2 separate regions of the Homo sapiens genome follow, and region 2 is linked to region 1. The links are chromatin contacts, found by Hi-C or POLR2A ChIA-PET in ENCODE. All regions are on one chromosome and are shown on one strand. The core of a region is the stretch at or near the end of the contact, and the rest is flanking DNA. Distances in the headings are between cores, read along the strand shown. Region 1 holds the start of NTRK3 (neurotrophic receptor tyrosine kinase 3). Region 2 has its middle 66 kb from the start of MRPL46.

Region 1 (3,837 bases), core at 1,223-3,722:
GTCTCACTCTGAACCCTTCTCCCTGCATCCTTGGGAATGCTGGAAGCCTGTGGCCTGCAGTGGGGGAGAGGCACAGTTGGGTCTGTCCTGTTCCTCCTGCCCTCCCTGCTGACCCCCGCCCCTTGGCTGTTTATCTTGTCATCTCTGGCCGGGTTGAAGAGGGTAAGGGGGTGAACAGCAGAGCTGAGATATGGGTCAAGCTTGTCTCCTGGGCCAGGAGTCAGAGACATCTCCTGGGCTATCCATTTCCCTCAAACTGTCAGCTGCGAGAGCGCAAGCAGAAGCTCCATTAAGCCGAGAGGGCTGGTGGGCTTTCCAAAGAGCAGGACTGCAATTCCTCCAGGCTTTGCAGCCCCATGGCCCTGGGCTGAAGCAAGGGGAGGTGCTCCCAGAGCAGCACCAAAGGCAGGTCCGGCCCCCTTAAGTCCGTCGAAGGGGTAAAGAGCCACCCAAAATGCCTTCCTCCAGACCTTGGCCAGGACCTCAGCACAAACCCTTCTCAGCTGCCTACCCATTGCTGAGGGTCCCCAAGGGCTGGAAGCCTTGGGGGAAAAGAGGTGAGAATTATCCTCTGAGCAATTCCAGTATGGTCCACACCCTTCTCCAGGGTGGTAGGTTAGGAAGGGGTCACCTGGCCGAGGTCAACGAAAGAAAAGAGGAGCAGACTCTCCAGTCCCCAGCCCTCGATCTGTCCTCTCCTTTGCGTCTGCTGCCATCCCCACCAAAGAAAAATAGCAAGGAGAAAAGAGCAGGCCACCACTGGTCTCCCTCGGAGGGGGCAGAACCAAGCAAAAGCCAGCCAGAGTTGAATGTTCCAAATGAACCGATCCGCACGATCACACAAGAAACCCCTCTCCTCAAAACACACGCCCTCTCCTCTCCCTGCGCCATCCTGACTCGGAATAGTTCCGAGCAGTTATCAAAGCCCAAACTGGGAAGGGATCTGTAGGCGCCCAGATGCAGATGAGGGTGGCAAAGGGGTGTCTCGGAAATGCCCAAAATGGGGCTGGAGAGGGCGGGCTGCAGGAGGGGAAGGGAAGAGGTAGGCGTCCATGACGGCCTCCACACGTCCAAAGTCTCCCCGCGAGCAGCCAGCTCGCAACTTGTTTACTTGTCAGCATGTTTTGCTGTTTCCAAATGGAAATAGTTAAACACCTCGGCTGGATCGCGAGCAGTCCCTATCTGTCACCTTCCCTGCCGGCTAAGCGCTGCCGCCGCTGCCACCGCCGCTGCCGCCTCTGCCAAAGAATCGAACCTCGTCTACTTTATTCCACTTGAGCGTGGCCAAACTGTTGCTATTTAGTGGGGAGCAAAAAAAAACAATTTGCACCATCGAAACGAGCCAGCAACTGGTTGGGAGGCGGGCGGTAGCTGGGCCCCGCGTGCCCTCGGCGGCCGGGGTCCTCTCCGGGGAGAGGCACACACACGCATAGCCGGATCGCGCCTCGCCAGGGCCGGAGTCACCTGGAATGCGCAGCCGGAGAGCATCTCCCGAGCCAGAGCGAGCCTGACGCGCGCCCAGCGGGCGGCGGGCAGCGGCGAGCTGGGGCGGGCGGAGGGCCGGCTCCCGGCCGCGGGTGGGCAGGAGGGAGACGCAGAGCGCGGGGGAGGCAGGCTGGGGAGCGGCCGCCTGACTTACATGGAAGTGATATTCCTTGAGATGTCCGTGATGTTGATACTGGCGTTCCCATTGCTGTTCCCTGAATCCTGCCCTTCCAGGAGGGGGAAGAGGTTCCCATCGTCCGGCCGCCGGCAATTGATCTCAGTCTTGCTGCAGACACAATTTGCAGGGCAAGCCAGCACGGAGCCCACATAGTCCAGCCAGACGCTTCCCAGCAAGAAAATCCGCCAGAAACTACACTTGGCTGGGCAAAGAGAGACATCCATCTCCGATCGCTGCTTCTAAAAAAGAGGAGGAGGAGAGGAGAGGGGGGTGGGGTGGGGGGAGTGGGGAGAGCAGGGGGGGAAGGAAACAAAGACGGCGAGGGAGGGGGGAAGGGGGAGGGGGGGCCTCTGCCTTTGAAACGCCGAGCGATCAGATGCAAAATCCTTCAGCGTCTGAAACCATCGCGGACGCCGCCGCCGCCGCCGCCGCCGCCGGGTGGGAGCCGCGAGGAGCGCCTAGTGGCGCGGTCTGCCGGGCATGGTGGCCGGCTCGGCGATCGCTGACTCGCCGGGTCCGGGGGCTCTGGAAGCGAGGCGCGCTCTCCGACTCCGAGACTTTGCAGGGTTGCAACAGACGGTGGGGAGGCAAAAAAAAAAAAGGAAAAGGAAAAAATGGTGCTAAAGTCACCAAGTCCCACCTACTGGGCAGAATTAAAACGGACACACCACGCACCTGCAAAACACACACACTCACTCTCACACATACACACACCCGGAGCCCGAGGAAAGGAAGAGAAGGAAGATGCAGTAGGAGCTGCAGCAGCCGCCGCGAATGGCTCGCCGCGCGGCTGCAGAAATGTACAAGTGCTCCGAGCCTTACGAAACGCACGGGTTATCGGAGCGTCTTCCTCGGCTCCCTCCCTCCCTTCCTCCCTCCCTCCTCCCCTCCCTCGTCGCGGCCTCCTCCCCCCGCCCCCCGCCCGGGCTGGGAGCGGCAGGAGAGCGGAATCTCCCCCTCCCTCCCCTCCCCACACCCGTCTCTCTCCCCGCCTGTCCTCTCCCTCCTCCCCACCCACCCACCCACCCACTCGCCGGCTCGCGGCTGTAGCCGGCACCGCCACCCGCAGCCTCGCGGCAGCCCGCCCGCTCCACGCCTCGCAGCGCGGCGCCCGCTAGCCGCAGCCCGGGGGAAACCGAGACCGAAGGGAAAAAGTTGCATTTGAGATTGCGAGGGTCGGGGCTGGGGAGGGAGAGTTGGCGAGCTGGCTGCACGACACGGAAAGGCGCTCTCCTTTCCACTTTTTGGCCCTCGCGCTACCCGGTTTTGCTGCAATCCGGACCGCGGTAGGAAGTGAAATGAACGTGGCGGAGGTGATTGGGGAGTGCTCCCAAGCCTTGGGTGGGGGGCGCTCCCAAGCCTGGGTGGGTGGGGGGCGCAGGCTCACGGACGGCGACGGGGGGTGCCGGAGCGCACAGACACCCCAGAGAAGCACCCAGAGCCGGGGACCGGGACCGCAGACGCGCAGTCCTTGGTCTGAATGACACTCATTTCCGTAATCTAGAGTCTGGGGCTCTGGTCTTGGCTGGGAGGGGACTGCGGGACATGGCACGCTAGGTGCCCCCCGTGCCCGCTGCGCTTTCTTGGAGGTGGGTTTTGCATTCGGCCTTGAGCAGGCATGGATCGGGGAAGGAAGAAACAGGGGTCGAAAGGGCTGCGCTGGAGAGCCGAGGTGGCCCCGGGCGAGCTGTGCGTGCAAGAGAAATGGCCGGGGGAAATTGAGATGCAAGGGGCATATTTTGGCAAGCGCCACGCCAGCACCGTCAGAGGCCGGCTTCTCGGGCTCAGCTCTCGGGTGAGCTGAGCTGGCTGCCGGGTGAGGGGGCGGGCGGGCTGCTTTCTCCGGATTCGGGGGCGCAGAACCTCCTCCTTCCCTCCCACACAAGCACCCCTTCCTGGTAGGGACGCAAAGCAGGTGCAGCTTTCGACGAGAGCTCAGATCTCATCCGGGAAAGAAGTGTGTGTGGGGGGGGCCCCGCTTTTGCGCTGGTAGGGATTTTTTTCTTAATAAAACATAAAGATGCCAAGTGTGAGCTGTTTGCTGAAAAAAAAAAAAACGAGCATTCGCTGTGGGAAAGGAGAAGAAAGGGTTAGGGGAGTCCGAGCAGGCAGACACACTACAGCATTCACACGCAGAAGAAAGCAGGGTTCTCCTTCCCGAGCTTGGAGGAGGG
Region 2 (3,965 bases), core at 656-3,155, 140 kb after region 1:
AATCCTAATTGTGAGACTCAGTTTCTCTTTTGGAAGGCTAAGGAACAAACATATATGGAATAACCACTGTGATTCAGGTACCCTACACACTCCACCTCAGTGAATCCCTCAATAACCAGCAAGATAAGTCTTGTCATGACTCCCATTTTGCAGAGGTGAAAACTGAGGTTCACAAAAGTAGAATTAACTTCCCCGTGGAGCTATTAAATAACAGACTTAACGGCTCACATCCTTTTGGAACGTGGCAGGATGGAAGTAAACAAAAGTAACACAGAGGTATGATTCAAACTCAGGCTGCCGGGCCAGTAAAGCCCTTTGTTGTCTCCTAACTTCTTCTACACTCATAGTTCTCAACAGGAGCAATGTTGTCCCCCAGGTGACATTTGACATTTTACGTTGTCCCAGCTCGGGAGGAAGAGATGCTACTGGCATCTAGTGCATAGGGGCCAGGAATGCTGGTAAGCATCCTACAGTGCACAGGACAGCCCCACCACAAAGAATTAATTGACCCAAAATGTCGATAGGGCCAAAGTGGACAAACCCTGCCCTAGAGCCCCTGTAGACCGAGCAGACTCGGCCCTGGGCTTCCTGCTGCGCAGCACCTCTCAGGAAGGGCCAGACAGCTGGGGCAGCAATCTCCAAGGTACCCTGTAGAATACTGGGTGGAAACAGCTGTTGTGGGGGATAGGGAATGGGGGTGGGGACTTGTTCAAACAACTTTGGGAAACAACAGATTCTGCGAAACCAAGATGTCTTTAGTGGAGGACTTCTCAGTGTGTTTATTTGTGTGACAGTCAGTTCTAGATGTCAACTTTATTTGTTTGTTTGTTTATTTTAGAGACAGGGTCTCGCCCTGTCACCCAGACTGGAGGCCTCAAACTCCTGGCCTCAAGCAATCCTCCTGCCTCTGCCTCCCAAAGTGCTCAGATTACAGCTGTGACCACCTCACCCAGCTAGATGTCAACTATAAACACAAATCTAGGTGTTGTCATGAAGGTATTTTGTACATGTGATTAAAATTCATAATCAGTTGACTTTACATAAGGGAGATTATCCTAGATAATCTGTCCCCCAGAGGGACTAAGAAGCCTTATCTTATTAGACACAGCTAATAAGCCCCAGTCCCCTGGGAAGGGTGACTTTACATAAGCGAGATTATCCTGGATCATCTGGGTTGGTTTGATTTAATCAGTCTGAAGGCCTTAGGAGCAGAGCTGAGGTTTCCCTGAAGAAGAAATTCTGCCTTCAGACAGCAGCTTCACCCCATGGTCTAGAATTCCAGCCTGACCTTGGGACTTCAGACTTGCCTGGCCAGCCCCCACAATTACATAAACCAATTCCTTGCAATAAATCTCTTAATATGTATTTCCTACTGTTTCTGTGGCTCTAGCTGATCTCTGCCTGATACAGTCTGAATCGTGACCTCCAAGAGTGGAGTATAGATAAGTTTATGACAATTCCCGAACTGATTTGGCCAGTGGGACTTTGAATTTGAGGAGCATCTCACAGGATTCACGTTCAGCAGATGCTTGCTTTCTCTCTCTCTCCAGCAAATACCGATGTAGGCAGACTGAGCAAGTCAATCGTAAAGGAACTTTAGCCCAGCTTTGGAGCCTCATGTCAGGAGTGCAACCATGTGCTCCCACTGTGGGCAGAGGGCCCTCAGTACTACCGTGTTGTCTGACAGTTACACAGTCTTGGATACTCACAAAACACACTCCTCGTATCAGTGCTGGGGTCATGCAGGACTCACTATGGTTGACACCTCTTGTGCCCAGACCTCTGCTCTTGGCCGCTGTCCTAGTCTGTAAAGCAGAGCTAATAAGCCCCAGCCCCTGGAGAAGGGTGTAACGACAAAACAAGATTTATGCAAAGTACCTGGCACACAATGGGTGTTCACCCAGTGCCAACGCCCTCCTCTCTCCTCCCCTTTGACGACAAGCTGTGCTAAAACAGGCCTCCTACTATATAAGGAATAAGCAATGTTTTAAAACCACTCAAAATGTTCAACTGTTGCCAAAAGATGCTACGGAGCTCTCCCTAAGCCCGTGGCCCACCCTAAATGTAACAGGCCCATGTTTACAAACCCAAATCCATGCATCTCAGAGGCTCCCACACATATCCTAGCTGTCCCTCCTCAGAACTCCGTTTGGACAGTCTCTGGCAGCATCACCGGCAGCTGCTGCCTCTCTGGGTGTTCCTGCCACTCAGCCTGGGCCCCCGGCAGCTACTCATGTGTGGGAGAGCAAGACGGAATCAGAAGACCCTTCTGCCACCTGAAGACCGCCAGGGCTCCTGGCTGGAGAGTTCAGGCCAGGGCTCTGGAACCAAGATGTAAGAAACTCCAGCAGCTAAGAGCTGGGGAGCTGAGCATAAGCCATAGCTCTGGCCCCGTCTTTATCTTTCTGTCCTTCACTCTTGTTCTGTGTGCACTCAGACTCACACAGCCGGCCTCTCATCTTCCTACAACTCAGATATCCTGAAACAATCCAATCACACTGAACACAGCCCAGAACCAGGAAGGAACACAGGCTCCTTGACTGGACAGAACATAGGCAGGGCTGATGCTCTAAAGCTCACGCAGCTTGCACAAAGGAGAGCAACACAGCCCTCGCTTGGACCCTATTTATCCTTCCTTACAGCACTGGTTCTCAAACTTTAGGGACATCTGAATCACCAGGACAGCTTGTTAAATACATGGTCCCACCCCCAGAGTTTCTGATTCAGCAGGTCCGGGACGGGGCCCAAGAACTGGCATTTCTGACAAGTTCCCAGGTGGAGCTGCTGCTGCTGGGGTAGGGGCTGCACTTTACAGAGCGCTGCTTTACAGCTTGGATAAGCCAAGCCAACTGAGTCAGTACCTGATTAGAATGGAATCGCTGAGCCTGTGAGTGTTGGGGGCGGGGCAGATGCTGATAGTGGTGAGGCCTGCCAATGCCAGGCTTACTGACAGCTGCAGGAAGTGACAGTTGACAGCCCGAGAGCACAGAAAGAGACAGCAAACTATAAAAAGCAGACATAAGAACTCAAAAAGCAAAGCAGTCTGAAGCCATCTCAGTGCAATAAAATTATTACATACCCCCAAATAAATCCTGAGGAAGCCCTCTCTCTAAGCATCCTACTGGCATGTCAGTCATAGCGAAAGACCCTGAAATATGACGAAAGCGATACTTACGCTGCTTAGGAGGGCAGGGAAATATATAATTAATTTTCTAAAAATCAACATCTAATTTGTTGGCAATAAAATCTTCTGGGTGTTTAATGGATGATAAACTTGGCAATATGGAAGTTTTTTCTCTGTGGACTAATTTATTTACTCAGTTACCTAGAATTTTACTTCGTGTGTACATCTGTCGCGTGCACCTGTGTGTACATGTGCACCCACATGTACACACAAGTATATATTTTGTATAAATGCATTCACTACCACTAATTATTGCTACCCATTCTCAGGTCTCATCTTAAGCACTCTTTAATCCTTAATCATTCTGGCCAAGTTAGGTCCCCAACTGAAGCTCTTTTAGATGGACTATTGCATCTTTAATTGCTCCAACTCTGTCTTCCTCGCCACACTGTGAGGAAATAGGGTCATGACTGCCTGTTTTCCAGCCATTTCCCTAATAGAGTAGAACATAGTAGGTGCTCAGTACATAGATGTGACTGCAGGATTATTCACATACTTGCTGATTTCATGCACTCACCCCCCCCACCCCGCCCCCAACACACACACACGATCTCCATTACAAAGACAAAGAAAATGTAGGTCGAGGAGCATAAGTGCATGCTTGGAGGCAGCCCCACTCTGCAAGCTAGTGTAAGTTGTGCTTATTCCTGTTAGCAAAGGATCTCAGCAGTCCTCTGGAGACAACACGGTCTCTCTCAGCTCCTGGTTTTCATCAGGATTTGCATATTCTGGGCAAGGCGGGGACATGAAGGAGGGTGCACACTCAATTAGATCCTTCCTC

The links. A loop is a pair of places that touch in the nucleus more often than their neighbours do. ChIA-PET counts read pairs that join two places held with the same protein, here RNA polymerase II (POLR2A). Pooled maps may share reads with other maps.
Region 2: a loop to region 1 is called in a map of dorsolateral prefrontal cortex, with 5 times the contacts of the local background. The contact joins the enhancer-like site here to the promoter of NTRK3 in region 1. A Hi-C loop is called at or near these places in 1 of 168 maps with a recorded cell type or tissue (dorsolateral prefrontal cortex) and 1 of 50 pooled maps. POLR2A ChIA-PET finds 5 or more read pairs at or near these places in 3 of 52 experiments (OCI-LY7, WTC11 and activated CD4-positive, alpha-beta T cell).

What each region holds. Positions count from the first base shown.
Region 1 is chr15:88,254,267-88,258,103 of GRCh38, forward strand. It overlaps NTRK3 (neurotrophic receptor tyrosine kinase 3), which reads right to left and starts at 2,473. Exons shown (of 20, transcript NM_001012338.3): 1 at 2,378-2,473; 2 at 2,018-2,220; 3 at 1,640-1,902. The coding sequence starts at 1,887. All of the region lies in intron 1 of NTRK3-AS1 (NTRK3 antisense RNA 1), which reads left to right. RefSeq lists enhancers at 617-1,154, 1,155-1,691.
Region 2 is chr15:88,399,651-88,403,615 of GRCh38, forward strand. No RefSeq gene overlaps it. Among named protein-coding and RNA genes, the nearest start is that of MRPL46, 66 kb to the right of the region's middle. RefSeq lists an enhancer at 522-3,610. Within about 2 kb of position 1,906, at least 7 of the 41 ENCODE cell types and tissues checked have a DNase peak (open chromatin) inside an H3K27ac peak, as active enhancers do; they include OCI-LY7 and dorsolateral prefrontal cortex, where a contact is called at or near this core.